Linked DNA regions of Mus musculus: regions 1 and 2 are each linked to region 3. Evidence: chromatin loops called from intact Hi-C (ENCODE). Cell type or tissue: left cerebral cortex. All regions are shown on one strand.

What was found. Peaks named below come from ENCODE experiments on the same cell type or tissue, not always from the same donor. Only the 100,000 strongest peaks of a DNase experiment are listed, where the experiment ranks them.
Region 1: it touches region 3 in a loop (4-fold over the local background); 7 of 42 quality-filtered maps call a loop at or near these places.
Region 2: a loop joins it to region 3, with 2.1 times the contacts of the local background. A loop is called at or near these places in 3 of 42 quality-filtered maps.

Annotation. Positions count from the first base shown.
Region 1 is chr9:46,813,131-46,818,130 of GRCm38, forward strand. No RefSeq gene overlaps it. Among named protein-coding and RNA genes, the nearest start is that of Gm31614, 15 kb to the right of the region's middle. In left cerebral cortex, a CTCF peak has its summit at 2,043 (motif pointing left); DNase peaks (open chromatin) are centred at 2,027 and 3,191; H3K27ac peaks cover 293 bases.
Region 2 is chr9:46,572,979-46,577,978 of GRCm38, forward strand. No RefSeq gene overlaps it. Among named protein-coding and RNA genes, the nearest start is that of Gm22659, 13 kb to the left of the region's middle. In left cerebral cortex, a CTCF peak has its summit at 2,277; no DNase peak of the experiment used is centred here.
Region 3 is chr9:46,390,329-46,395,328 of GRCm38, forward strand. The region is part of intron 1 of Gm31432 (a long non-coding RNA gene); the gene reads left to right. Among named protein-coding and RNA genes, the nearest start is that of Gm31432, 3.4 kb to the left of the region's middle. In left cerebral cortex, a CTCF peak has its summit at 2,752 (motif pointing right); a DNase peak (open chromatin) is centred at 2,775; H3K4me3 peaks cover 650 bases; H3K27ac peaks cover 464 bases.

The sequences.
Region 1 (5,000 bases), 420 kb after region 3:
GTCTAGAAGACAACATTTTACTGCATCCCTCCCATCCTCTGGCTCTTTACCTTGTGCCCACCTTTTCTTCCATGTTTCCTGAGCCTTGGGGCAGTGGGACTGGGGTTAGTGGATTGATACAGACTTCCCGGTTAGGGTTAAGTGCTCAAGAGTCATTTGTTCTCAGCCCCCTGATAGTTGTGAGTATTAACTGCTACTGCAGGGAGAGGCTTCTGTGGCCAAAGTCGTGGCACGACACTATAGGCATACAGATAAATATCTAGAAAGCATGTGTGTTTAGTGGAACAACCACATTTGATTCTGGAGAGTTGAGGGTGGATGTGATCAAGACACATGTTTGAAATTGTTAAAGAGTAAGTGAAAGCTATGCTGTAACTAAAACAGGAAGCCTTACCATCACCCCAGGGCGATGACCTCATCATCTCCTCCTGTAGATGAACAAGCTTGAAGGAACAAGCTTTAAGGACCAGTCCCAAGACCCCATAAGCCTTCTCTCCACCTCACAATGGGACTTTTGCAGGCAAAAGATCACTCCAGGGCATTGGGGGCAAGTCCAAAGCCACAGCTCAACCCTTGAAAGAAGAAAGATGCTCAAATACAGCCATGGGTTGATGTTGGTAGCGATGCCCTCTCTGCCTTTGCTTTCTTGGGCAAAATGTTTGTTGTAATGTGACACAAACTAACAAACCAGGTTATTTTGAGAGAGTACAATGGCCTAGCATTCTTCCTTGACATCATCCAGGAGTCTAAGACCATTAAGACTATAGGGGAACCTGGAGCCATCAGACCCCCTTCACTCCGAGGTGCTAAGGATCTGCCCCTCTGCAGAGCTAGCTGTATGCCTGCATAATGGCCCTGGGACCGTTTGGATTGTTTTCTGAAGTCGGAAGGTAAACTCTGACTAGGCTCTGGGCTTGCTGTCGCTGGAAGGAGTTTGCTGGAAGGGTTTAGATGCAGCCAGGCAGCTAGCTAGCTTATGCAGAGGGCAGCTGATCCTGCAACTCTTAAAACAGCTCCCTGCTAGAAAATAAGCCCCCAGAGCTTCCCCAAAGACAGTACGGGGGCTTCTGCTTGGTTCACATAAACACCACTGGGCCGTGAGGACTCAGAGGAGGGTCCCGAGATAGGAGGCGGAAGGCTTTGCCGATTAGCCCCTCTCAACAACTCAGCTATTTGCTCACCTCAGCATCTGCACCTCCGACTCTTCCCTTACCTGTCTGCTTATCTCTGAGCACTTTCCCTTCTTCCCTTGGCTGCTAGGAGCCTCTCTCCAGACCCAGCTCCTCTTAGGAGAGAAGGAAGCTAACAGAGCTTCCAAGGAGATGCCCAAGACACAGGAAGCAGAGCTAGAAGCTGAGGGGCTAGCGCCAGGCAGCATCCAGGGGACCCTTAGGAGTGAGAGCAAACAACTGAGGTCCCAATGGAACAATTTGGGAAGCCCTGGCCCTCCCATCCATCCATCCCGCCTCGGGGGCTTGCCTCTTCTGCAGCCCCCACCCGTGGGAGAGAAGAAAGCTGCTCAAGGGGGCACAGGGGCCGCTGTGGTGCTGAATAAAGGAAGCAGTCTCCTCCGCGCAGGCGTTCTCTGCTTGAATATGTGGCCTTATTTATGCCTGGCTAAAGATCATTAAAGCCTTTGCTGGGGTGGGGGTACGGGGGGGCTACAAGGAGAGTGGATTAATATTAGAACACCCTGTCACAGCTGGAGAAAAGGCGGGATTGATTTTATAGGGAGTTTAGTCAGAGCTGCGCGTGAAACCCCGCGGGTTGCGCTGGAGTGTATCCATCTCCTCCATTAGGAAGGCCCCATGGGAATCTTCAGCTGCAGTGTTTATGACTACGGAAGCGGCGTATCACAGAGAGTGAGCCGCCCTTATGCAGCTCCCTTTTAGCGACTGCCCATGCTCCTAGAGACCCTATCCTGGGGTTTCACACAGCTGTCTTTACCAGCCAGACTTCGTGGCTGGACCATGAAGGCACTGACACTGCAGAAGCGCTCATTTGGTCCCTAGTTCTGGCAGGGCAGCTCTAGAGAGCCCCCTGCTGGAAGACCTTGGTAAGCCCCATCTACTGTCTCCTTCCTAGAAGTTGCCAGAGCCTCTCAAACACTTAGATTTCTTCTCAGCCTCGCATAAAGTCTGAAGATTGCTCCAAGAAAGTGTGGTCCGTCTTCTTTTCAGAAAACATGACAAAGCTTGGAAAACTTGATTCTTCCAGAGTCTGCTTAAAAACTGGCTTAAGTGATCCTTTAAGAGTCAGATGCCTCTTATTAGCTGCTGACCCTTGAGCGAGTGTGGTGACTTCTCAAGGTTTTAGTTTCTTCGTCATCTCTGCCTTACACAGGCGTATTAAGAATTAAATGGTTATCGCAAGAAAGTTTCCAGTACAAGAGAACCACCCAGTGCTAGTGAGTGCTACTGTGTTATCAGGTGGCCATTCCAGTACATTCTAAATGGGACTCAATTTGCAAACATTTAGTTTAAACAAAGCCCCGTTGGGACACCTTCATTGTGGAAGGCATGGCGTACCAGTGGACACAAAATGTCTGTAGGGTCGTGTTCATCAGAGGGGACAAAGCTCAGAGACAACTGGGATAGCTCTGAACTTAGGTGTGCTCTGTGCACCTCATCTCCTGGCGTACGGACCCAGATATAACTGGCGGGATCTGAAGTGGTATGGGCAGAGTCTGGGTCAGCTCCCTCCCAGAGGGACATTGGTTGAACAGATGAGTGGCATAAAGGGTGTTGTTTAAGGAAGCTAACAATCATGGCTGAGAAGATGGCTAAGCCAGGAAATGCCCAGGGTTTCATCCCCGGGACCCATATAAAAAGCCTGGGATGGTGATAGGCGCTTGCCTCCTCATAGCTGGATAAGCAGAGAGAGCAGATCTCTGAAGCTTGCTAATCTGGCAGCCCAGCCGGATTGGTGAATCCCAGGACAAGTGAAAGACCTTGTGCCTAAAAACAAGGTGAATGGTGCCCGAGAAAGAATACGACTCTGAGCTGTCCTCTGTCCTTCATCTGCATGGACACAAACGTGTGTGCTCTTCTGAGCACACACACACACGCGCACACACACACACACACACACACACACACACACAAGCATGCACCCACACACATTACCCACCCACCCACATCCACATACAGAAAGAAGCCAAGAGTCTGAGCCAGAAGAGCTCACACCTCGCTTTGCAGAGCTTCCGTAGCTTGTTGGATGCATGCCCAACACAGTGCTCAGCAGTTCTGCTTTTTGGAACTTGATACTAAAACCCAGATTCTCTAGGAGCCAAATGACCTGGGTTCCAATCTTGATCTTCCTGCCATTCATTCCTTGGTTCCTTTGAAGAAGTTATGCCCTGTGCCTCAGTTTCCTGGTCTTTGAATGGGTGTAATAATGACACTGGTGTTAAAGGTAATAACAAGAGTGTTAAATGAGATGATATGCAAAGTGTCCATAGCAGGGCTTGGCAATTACAATCTTTACAGTGTCATTTGCATGACATTATTGTGACCAACCTATTGTGGCTTTTGACATACTGAGCACCCCTCCCTCAAACCCCGAGAATGGGGACTCAGAATCATTGTTTCCATGTCCCAAAGGGGCAGCCCAGGGATTGTGTACATAATGAGAACTTGGTACAAGAACTGTTGAATTGAGTAGGATAGGTTGCAGTTATATTGGAGCTGTTCTAAAATTGCCAAAGAACTGCAAAGTCCAAAATGGAAGTGAGAGCAAAGTCAGATGTCAGATAGGAGACTGCTAGGACTGAGAGTCAAGGTTAGGGATGGAGGTGGTGGTAGGGGTTTCCATATTTGGGGAGCATTAAATGCAGAATCAGAACCAACGAAAGAAAAGCAAGAAGAAGGTAGTGGAGTTGCCAAACCCCCCAAAAATAGGTCAGGGTTACTGTCCTTCTGATAGTGGCTGGATGTCCAGCATGAGGAGCATTGTGTAGGTAGTGGTGGGATGTTGTGTAGGTAGACTCCGAATGGAACCTCCTCTTTCTTGCACATACCCAGACATCTTGCACCTGTTAAGAGGTCCAAAGTTCTTGGAGGAAGGGAACTTCAAAAGGCTGCAGCAATCTCTGCTATGTGAGGATCAATAAAAACCAAATGCAAAAGGTCCCAGGGCTTTTGCGTCTTTAAAACAACAAACAGTACAAAAATATTTTACTGTTCTGTAAAGTATTTACATAATAACCAGAAGATTAAAGTGGAAATTAAAACAACTCAAGCCCCGCATCTAAGAGAGAATCATCGTTAATGTTTTGGTCTATAGCTTCGGCAGACTGAGGGGTTTCCAGACTCCCCTTTGTTTTCCTAAATGAACCTACCTCCTGAGCAACAAAAGAAGCCCTGATGGTTGGTTAGCAATTGTAGACTCAAAGTGAGGGCCCAATGCTGTCCCCACAGCCCCCCACCCACTCTAGCCAGACATCAACCTTTAAGCCCCTCTTACTAAGCCGGTAACGCTTTGGGCGTTTTGCATACAGATCTGTGCATGTGACTACACATGAAGGAAGTCAGCTCTGCAGGCTCCTCTGTTATCTGTTTTCCCCCCCTCCCTTTTACGACACAAAATGTCAAAGACATCTCTCCGAGTCAATAAGTATAGAACCACATTATCATTTTTAATGATTGCGTACTACTTCTCCCTTGTATGTCTCATGCTTTACTGGATTGCTCTCTTATTGATTGGCGTGTAAGTAAAATTTTGCTGTTACAAATAAGGCTTTCACAAACATTCTTGTACTTATACTGTTTCCTACTTAGGCAATTATTCCCATAGGGTAAATTCGAGAACTATTAAATGAGCAATCATGCACAGTTTATACTTTGATAGATAAAACTGTATAGGTTTTTACCTGCTAGCCATGCAAAGGGAGAATCGTCTACTTTGTCATCTGGGTGATAAGCGAGGTGCAATTTGTGAGCTTTAAAGAAAGATCAATGCTGATCAGATGTGTAAAACCATCTCATTCCTTATCTTGGATT
Region 2 (5,000 bases), 180 kb after region 3:
CTAGATGCATTTTGCATTATAATATGCCTATAAGCCCATGGAGGCTAGTGATTGACATGTGGAGGTTTGAATAAAAATGATTTTCATAGGCTCATAGGGAGTGGCATTATTAGGGGGCATGGCCTTGCTGGGGTAGGTATAGCTTTGTTGGAGGAAGCATGCCACTATGTGGGAAGGCTTTGAGGTCTCATATGCTCAATCTATGCCCAGTCGGGCTCACAGTCACTTCTGCTGCTTTTGGATCAAGATGTAGAACTCTCAGATCCTCCTATAGCACCATGTCTACGTGCATGCCACCGTGACAATAATGGACTAAACCTCAGAAACTGTGAGCCAGCCCCAGTGAAATGTTTTCCTTTATAAGGGTTGCTGTGGTCATGGTGTGACCTCACAGCAATAGAAACCTTAACTAAGACACCACCTTTGCACTGGACTAAATGGTATATTCTATAGTCCTGCAACCCAAACTTCTCCCATGAATCCCTAAGAACAAAAGCTGCACTGTCACTGATGTCATATGTAACTTGTAAAACTCTCATGGGACTAGGGGATGTCTCAGGCCTGATGTGTGGACCACAGGGGGATGTTACAAAAACACCTGATCCCATAGTCAGAGATGCTCAGACTGAAAACCAATGACAGAAGCTGCCAGCTCCCTGGCATAGATTCTTTCCCTAATACGTTGGAAGTTGGGATGTGAGACCTGCCCTCAATTTCTCCTTGCACATGCTTGTTCCTTCCTATGTTGGAACAATGCTGTAGTTAGATTTTCATAAGTAGTAGCTTCAAGGAGAACACAATGAAATACTCAGGATGCATCTTCCAGTCAAATTCTACTAGCAGTCCTTTTGTAACAGTTAGATGGCTTGCTCTCTTTCCTTGCTTTATTTGATCCTAGTCCTGCATGGCATCTGAGATAGCCTACTGCTTGAATGAAGAGAATGTTTGGAAGCTGCTGACAGATCTTGTTACACAGAGGTAATATCTCCGGTAAGCTGGAGATACAGCTCAGTTGGTAGGGTACCTGTCAGGGATGCACGAGGTCCTGGGTTTGATCCCCAGTACTACATAAGACTGGGCTTGGTAGTACATGTCTATATTTTCAGCAGGAGGATCGAAGTTTAAGGCCATCCTTTGTTACATAGCCCTAAATACAATACAGAAGACTTTATATCAAAATATAAATACATGACAAATTTAAAAAGTAATAGTAAGAAGAAAAGAAAACCAAATAAAATCAAGCAAACAAAACCTCTTCAGAGACACAGATGTGAAACCTAGTATCCACTTGGATGAGTGGGTAAGCTCTGCACCCAGCTAGTTCTTTGATCTATTTGATTTGGCTTGGTTTGATTCAAAGACACCCTAGGTGTATGCAGCAAATGCCAATTTCTTGGTATTTTCCTTCAGACACTCATGAGAATATTATCTCTGGAGTGTGGCATTCTCTCAACAGTTTTAAATGTCTGTATGCAGCCATCTGTCAAATGTCAAATGGTCACTCTTTGTCTGGATTGACAAAAACTCAAATAAATGTCTGATCAGAAAGACCCCACAACCTGTGATTGACACGCTGAGAGCAGAAACTCCAAATGATCCTAACTATGCATGTCAGAAGTTTTAGTCTCCCAGGCAAGAGCCTGACCACAAGAGTGGTCCTGGTACACAGGGTCTCTAGGAGCCCTTGACTGGAGCTAACTTTGGCACTAGACCCAAATGACCAGTCCAAAATAGAGTCCCTGGCACTGAAGTTCTAGCCACAGAGATGAAATCCAATTGATTATCTGGTTCCAGACAAACTAGGAAAGATTAAAGCTGGGTGATTATTAATCTCAACTCGTCCTACAGTGTAGTTAGAAGTCCTTATTGCTAACATCTGGTTCCTATGAGACAATTGTTCCCTCTTGAGCATATGTGGGAGGTATTTACTTCACCACAGATGATTTTTTATTTGAGGTTCTGTTGTTCTTAGAATCCAAGGTGACTGCAATCTTATAATGACCAAAGATCTCAGGTTGTATGGTGGTTTAAACAGGAATGGCCCCCATAATGTGAAAGTGTTTGGATGCTTAGCCCACCGGCAGTGGCACTATTAGGAGGTGTTCCCTGTTGGGGTAAGTGTGGCCTTGGGGGAGGAAGGTGGAGAAAGTGTGTCATTGTGGGGGTGGGCTTTGAGGTCTTCTATGCTCAAGCTGTGCCCAGTATAGCAGTTTCTTTTCAATGCCTATGGATCAAGATGTAGAACTCTCAGCTCCTTCTCTAGCACCATCTAGCTGCCATGATGATAATGGACTAAACCTCTGAAACTGTAAGCCAGCCCTAATTAGATGTTTTCCTTTATAAAAGTTGTCATGGTCATGGTGTCTCTTCATAGTAATGGAACCCTAACTGTGGAGAGCCATGCCGCAAGCAATCGCGTGCGTGCCGCCAGCAATCGCCATTAGCAATCACCATTATAAGATGGCGCCGGCCTCCGCTGTGCCTAACTAGTAAACAAGACTTGTACGCAGGTGTGAGAGTGAACTCACTCCTAGTCACTGCCTATTTTCGGGGCGTAATAGTGGGGTGATGGGCGAGCAACGAATCAGGAGCTGTCACGCCATATCAGGTGCTGAAACGTCATGCTGCGGGCTATATAAGCAGTGCCATTTTCCCGGTTCAGGGTCTTCCTGAAGAAGTAAGCAATAAAGCTTTTGCCGCAGAAGATTCCGGTTTGTTGCGTCTTTCTTGCCGGTCGAGTGGGACGCAATACCTAACTAAGCCAGGGTGCCTGTTAGGAATCAAGGATAGGAATTGGAAAGCCGACTCGGCTGCTTCAGTTACTCTTGCTTTTGTGCCTCCAGCCTAGATGGGCGTGGGACAGGTTTGACATCACCAGTGTTTGGACAGACCCTCCTTGAATAGTTAACAGCTGGATGCAGTGTTAAGGTGATGAGCTGAATCAGATAAGTAAGGAGTTAAAGCCAAGCTCTCACCATGTGTTGAGCTACTTTGGGGTCCCAGGTGGGGAATCACTTTCCAGTAGAGGTTACTACACACCTTTGGTGTTCTATGGTGTGATATAGTGGGATCTCATTATACTTTTAATTACACTTCAGTAATGACCATCTGATTGGGTGTTCACTTGCCTCTCACATACGTCCTTAATGAGGTGTCTTCAAATCTGCTCATTTGGAAAGGCAAGCCTGGTAGCACATGCCTTAGGAGGAGGAGACAGGAGGATCATGTGTCAAGGAGGGCCAGATTTCACAGCAAGTTCCAGGGTAGCTTTCTCTACAGAGTGATTCGCAGTCTCAAAAACAAAACAAATAACCACCACCAACAAACAAACAACAACAACAAAAACCAAGCAGTGAAACAAACAACAAGAAAAAAAACCCTTGCCGGGCATGGTGGTGCACGCCTTTAATTCCAGCACTCGGGAGGCAGAGACAGGCAGATTTCCGAGTTCGAGGCCAGCCTGGTCTACAAAGTGAGTTCCAGGACAGCCAGGGCTATACAGAGAAACCCTGTCTCAGAAAAAAACAACAACAACAAGAGAGAGAGAGAGAGAGAGAGAGAGAGAGAGAGAGAGAGAGAGAGAGAGAGAGAGAAGAAAAAAGAGAAAAGAGAAAAGAGAAAAGAGAAAAGAGAAAAAAACTCCTTTTGCTTATTTGAAAATAAACTCTGTTGTTTATTATGTTTTTAAAGCTTTTAATTCAGCTTGGATCAAAAGTCTTTACTGTTATCTTCTGTGATTTTTCTCAGTATTCAGTGGTAGTTTTTCTTTGAAAATGTATTTTAAATTATTTTTATATTACTTCATTAATTTTACTTCATTAGCTTTTTAAGGGTGCTGTTAGGGGCAGTTGTGAGCCCCCTGATATGGGCGCCGGGAACGAGTTTGGAGCCTCTGCAAGGGCACTCTGTGCTCCTCATGGTGGAGCCGTCTCTCTGGCTCTAACCCTCTGGACCCCACCGGTATCTGTCTCAGTGTCTGTTCTTCGTCTTTAATTTCGTTAGAATGGGTCTTCTGTCTCTTCCTTTTGACTAGTTTGGCTACAGGTTTATCCCTGGTGTTACCATCTTCAAGAACCATCTCTGTCTCATCAATTCTCCGTATTGTTCATTTAGTCTGATCCGTAGTCTTTCTTTCTATCTACTGATTTTTGAATTTGTTTTTGTCAGTCAGTGAGACATATTCTTAAGTTACTTATTCGAGGTCCATCTGGTTTTTAATACAAGAACTCATGGCCATTAACTTTCCTCTTAGAATCGCCTTTCCTACATCCAAAAGTTTTGGATAAGTTGTGGTTTCATTTCATTTAATTCTAGGAATTAACCCCCCCCCCCCCCGATTTCTTCAGTGGCCTACTGGTCGCCCGTGAGTCTGTGGATAAATCTCGGTGTATCTGCACAGCTTCTGTGTTTCTCTCGTTACTTAGCTCCACCTTTATTCTGTTGTGTTCTAACAAGATAAAATAAATGATTTTGACTTTTTAAATGTTTGTTAAGATTTGCTTTCTAGCCTAAAATGTGGTCTATTTTAGAGAAAACTCCAGTGTTCCTAATAAGATTAGAGCATTCTGAGGCTTCTCATTGATTTTTTTTAAAATAAATGATCTATCTATTAATGAGGGTGAGATATTGAAGTACTTATTATAATGTATCTGAACCTATCTCTTTATTTATGACCAATGATGTTTGTTTTATGAAACTGAGTGCAGCAACACCTGGGGGCACATATATTTATAACAGATGTATCTTATCGGTGTGTATTGTCTTACTTTTTGGATGATGCTTCTGCCCCACCCCCATGTCCCCACCCTACCCTACATGTAGCATCTTCTGTTTCTCCACACTTTTCAGCTGTTTGATTACTTCCTTTGTAATTTACAATGTTCTTCCAGTCTTTCTCATGGGAAAAGAATCTGTCATTTACTGCATCACACAGAGGCAGCGTTGAGTCCACTGCCTTACCCTAGTGGCTTCAAAAACGTCTTCTAAAGAGCTGAAGTCTT
Region 3 (5,000 bases):
CACAGGGCTTTTGGACTCCTTGACAGATAGCATTTGGTAATATCTGTAACAAAAAGCTTCTTCTAGGAACCTTTTGAGGGACTTTTCCAGACAAATTATTAATATTTTTCGTTCAGGAATTATTTAGCTATTCCCTCTGCTGAAAAAAAAATCACTTTTCTTTTAGTCATTGATGTCTGTACTTAGACACAGTAGGTGGATTCCGTTGTTCAGTGTGGTCATTACAGCTTAATGCAGCCGTTCTCAACCTGCAGGTCGCAACCCCTTCAGCGAACCTCTATCTCCAAAAATATTTACATTATGGTTCATAACAGAAGCAAAATTACAGCTATGAAGTAGCAACAAGAATAATTTTTATGGCTGGGGGTCACCTCAACACGAGGAACTGTATTAAAGGGTTGCAGTGTTAGGAAAAGTGAGAACCATTGGCTTAATGCATCTTTATGTTTCTAGAGTAACAGAGATGTTCCAGAGGTCTCTAAAAATGAGACCTTGTACTCATTTGGGCCTCCTTGCCCTCTTGCTTTGGCTTTACTATTTCTAGAGTTTTCTCTCTGTGTGTCTCTAGATTAAACACCTGGGAGACTGAGCTGTTACGATGGCATTCAAGGTCTCCTGGAGACAGGGACAAGGGGACTTCAGGATATGTTTCTCGCCCATCCAGGCCTGATGACCCCAGTGAGTCCCTTCTGGTTGCTAGAGCGGGATCTGCCTAGCTTCTGTCCCATTCTCAGGTGGAGACAAGGAACCAGAACCAGGGGTTGGCATAGCTCAGAAAACTGGACAGAGAGGAGGGTGGTCCATGCTGTTTTGTTGATCTCAGTTCCCTTACAAGTACCCGATCACACATCTGCACTGCATCAGCTCTGGGCCATCCCTCAACCCCTCATGCTACCTGCCTTCTCATCATAGTGGTCATTTCTCTTTCCTTTCCTTTCTTTTTCCTTTCCTCCCCGCCTCTCTCTTTCTTCAGGGTTTCGTGTAGCCCAGGCTGGCCTTGACCTTACTATGTAGTCAAGGATGACCTCAAACTTCTGATACCCTCTCCTCCACCTCCCAAGTGCTGGGATTGCAGGGGTGTGCCGCCATGTCTGGTTATGCAATGCTTGGGGTTGAACCCTGTGCATGCTGGGTGAGCACGTCTCCAGCTTATAGCACTGCCCTTTAAAAAGGGATGCGGGCCTCACACTCTCCAGGGAGCACTCCCCAAGTCATTCATTCACTTATACAACATGTGTTCACGGACAAGTTTCCTGCGTGCGACCACAGACACTGAGACCACCTTAGCACATAGGACTGTGAACTTCCTGCAACACTTAATGTGGGAGACAGATTGCAAGCAGAAAACCAGGTGCTGTGGGTGACAGTTCCAGTCAGAGTCAGGGAGAACCCTGCTGTTCTTTCAAGAGAGGCCCCTTCTTCATGGGAAGTTCTAGTTCATTTTGGCCACCAGCTACTGCTGCCACGTTGGAGATGTCTCTGAGCCAATTCTCCTCATCTGGGCAAGAACGCGTCCCTTTCTATTCTAAGATGATTATGTCTCCATTTAAAAGCAAATTTGCCTTCAGACAGATTTACAAACAGAAATTATATTTCCAGATGGGCATTGTAGAAATGTAGGGAATTTTAATTAAGCTTAAAGAAAAGCAAGAGGTAGGGGAAGAGATGGCTCAGTCAGTAAAGTGCAAGCCTGAGGACGCGAGTTCAGATCTCCACACCCACACAAAAGCCAGCTACAGGAGTACAGTCATAAGGAAGTGGAGACAGGAGGATTGCTGGGACTCAATGGCTGCCCAGTCTAGCTAAGCATAACAACTCCAGAGTTAGTGAGAGACAATGTCTCAGAAAAGCAAAGTGGAGAGTGATTAAAGAAGTCTTCAGATTTGACCTCTGACCTGTACACACATGTACACAGACACATGTACATACACATACATATACACATGTACACATATCTACACATATACATATAAATACACATTCAGAGACACACATATGCACACAAAGTGTCCACATATGTACACACATGTACACACATATACATGTATACACACATAATGCACATACTTCACACACTACATGCATACCATGTACACATGCCACATACACATGTAATACACATACACAACACACACCAAACACACACATTAAACACACCATACACATTCTCATAAACACACATATGTACATACACACATTCACACATACACATGTACACACATATTTATACATACAACACACAATACATACCATACACACACACACACAAATATCACACACAAAATACACATATAACAAACAACACATACTATACAAACCACACATACACACACATACCACACACATCACACACACACACACACACACACACACACACACACACACACACCCATCACTCCCACGTCCACTTTTCAGGGGCAGCACGGGCCTGAGCTGGTAAAAGCCTGTGATTCCCTCTCGACTCACCTTCCTGTCTCTGCCCTGTGCTTGGCTCACTGCCCACCCAGGGAACCTCAGAACCCTGGAACTTTGGGACCATGCCATCTCCAAAGGCCAAGGGGCCCTCTGTGGGTCCTTGCGCGCGACTGGTGTCTTAGGGATGCCTTCTGTGACCACTGAGTGTCCCTCTCCCGGGGGAACTCATAGGACAGGTGCACCGGGAAGAAGGCAGGCTGCAGGTACCTGGTAGGACCCTAGGACCGGCGCTGGGACCCGGCTGCCCCGCCTGGCAGCTGGGAAGCAATTCCGTGAGGGGCCGATAGATGGCGGCACTACACCGCTCCCAGCCCGCACTGCAGACACCGGCAGGACCAGGGCCGGCAGGTGGACAGGTGTGTGTGCTGGGCCCAGGAAGGGTTTGCCCTTTTTTATTCAAAGCTCTGGAGGTGGGCGCTATGGCTTTGGCCTGGTTCCATTGAACATGTGGCTCTTGAGGCCGCCATACAGAGCGACAGGTAAAATCGCTGCACACTGACAAGAGTTCAGCCCAGACTGGAGTTCCCACACTGCCCCCTAAACCTCCAGGGTTATTTGCTGTATCAGAGCAGAGCAAAGCAGGAGCGGGCCCAGAGACCCTAGCTAATCCTGTGGGGGAAGGACAGAGGCAGAAGGGACAGAGAAGGCTATGACACGTGGCTCCGTTCTCTCTGCCTACCTGCCAGGTCTAGCTCTACCACTTACTGGCTGGGTTACCTTTGGGTAAATTACTCAGCCTCTCTGAGTTTTCCCATCTCTAAACAGAGAGCAATGACGATAATGGCAGGTTTGATTGTTTCTCTTTTAATGATAGCCCTGAGCCCACCTCCTTGGACTAAGCCAAGAAGAAGTATTTCTTAGTTCTTACTTCTCAGCATTCCCTGGCTCTCATCATCTGCATGTTTGCCGTTTGTTTTAGACAGAGTCATGTAGACCAGACTAGTTTTGAACGCACTTGTAACCAAAGATGACCTTGAACCCTTTCTTCCTGTCTCTATCCACGCCCACCGCCCCGCCCCGCCCTGCCCCTGCCTTGCAACTGCTAAGATTATAGGTGTGCTGGAATCATACCCAGAGGTGCTGGGATTATACCTAGGGTCTCATGCATTCTAGGCATGCGCTCTATCGTCTCAGCCCCAGCCCTAGCCCCCGCCACAGCCTTTTTCTGAGGGTGGGGGTGGGTGAGGCGGGGCTGGTGTAGGCACACACTCCAGTGAGGCATCCACTCTTATTAATGAACAAAGTGGGGCTGCGGAGATGAAACACATCACTTACGGGCCACACTGTCACAGGCTGGGATCCAAACAGGTGTCCAACCCTGGACAGCAGGCACCTGTCAGGCCCCCTGCTTGCTTTTGTTTAGCTGCTTGAGCCCTTCCCTGTGGCTCCCACCCCAGCGGCACTGTCTGGGTGATTTGGGTGCTTTGGTGATGTTGTTTGGCTTCTGAGCATGTGGGGCAAAGGGCAGGCCAGCCTCAGCTGCCCTGGGGTGGGTGTCCTCCGCACTGGGCAGGAGAGGAAGGAGGCTGATGTCAACTCCAATGGTGGCCCCTCCCCTCCAGGGCTGACTTGTTAGGCCAAAGGCGCTGGCACCCTAACAGCGCCTGTCAGACGCCAATGAGTTGATGAGGTAGAAACTGGTTATTAAGTGTAATAACAGTGGTTTGGTTTTTCCGCGGTTCTGCCCATAAGTGCCTAAGTGACAGCTGGCTTGTGCCACCATGCTGCCTTTTAAGTGGCCCGAAGATGGGGCATTGGGAGCAGGTGGAACTCTTCTAAGGGAGCCTGGAGGGGCATCTGAGCTTCTTCTGGGGGGCTTTTCTGGTCTCAGTGGGACAGCAAGTCTGACTCTCGAGACCTGGTCAAGACTGGATGAAATGTGGGGATTTGGAACTTAAAACTATGCTACAATGTGTCCCAAGACCTTCTAAGGCCCACTTTGCCCTGTAGCCTGTTCCCAGGGCTTAGGTGGGAACTCTAGAAATTTGGGGGTGGGGTGGGGGAGACCTGTACTTTTTGGGTTCCATTGTTTGTGATCCCAGGGCTACTTTTTAAGGAAATCCCCACTCCCCCCACCCCCCGGCTTCTCCATACAGAGCTAAATTTATCTGGTTCATTAAGAATATAACATTGTTGCATCACAGGTAGAGACATATTGTCAGATGATGAAATGTGTTATACACAGTAGACTCTTAGAGGACCCTGTCATCTGCCACCGTGGCAGTGAGCCTGGAAGACAGTAGACTGAACTAAGTCCCAAGACAAGGGCTGCATGATTTCAGCAGTGTGTGTTTGTGTGCATGTGTACACACATGTGTATGCATCCATATCCATTTCCATGTGTGTGTGTGTGTGTGCATGAGTGTGTGCACTCAAGCGTATGTGACCTTGGAGATGGAACCCAGAGCCTCGCCCTCTACACTCCTGCTTTCCATGAGATGCTTAAAAAGTCAAACTAACAGAAGCCGAGAGTGCTCTTGGTGGTATCAGGGTTGGAGCAAGTTACCAGGGGTTGAGGGGGAGGG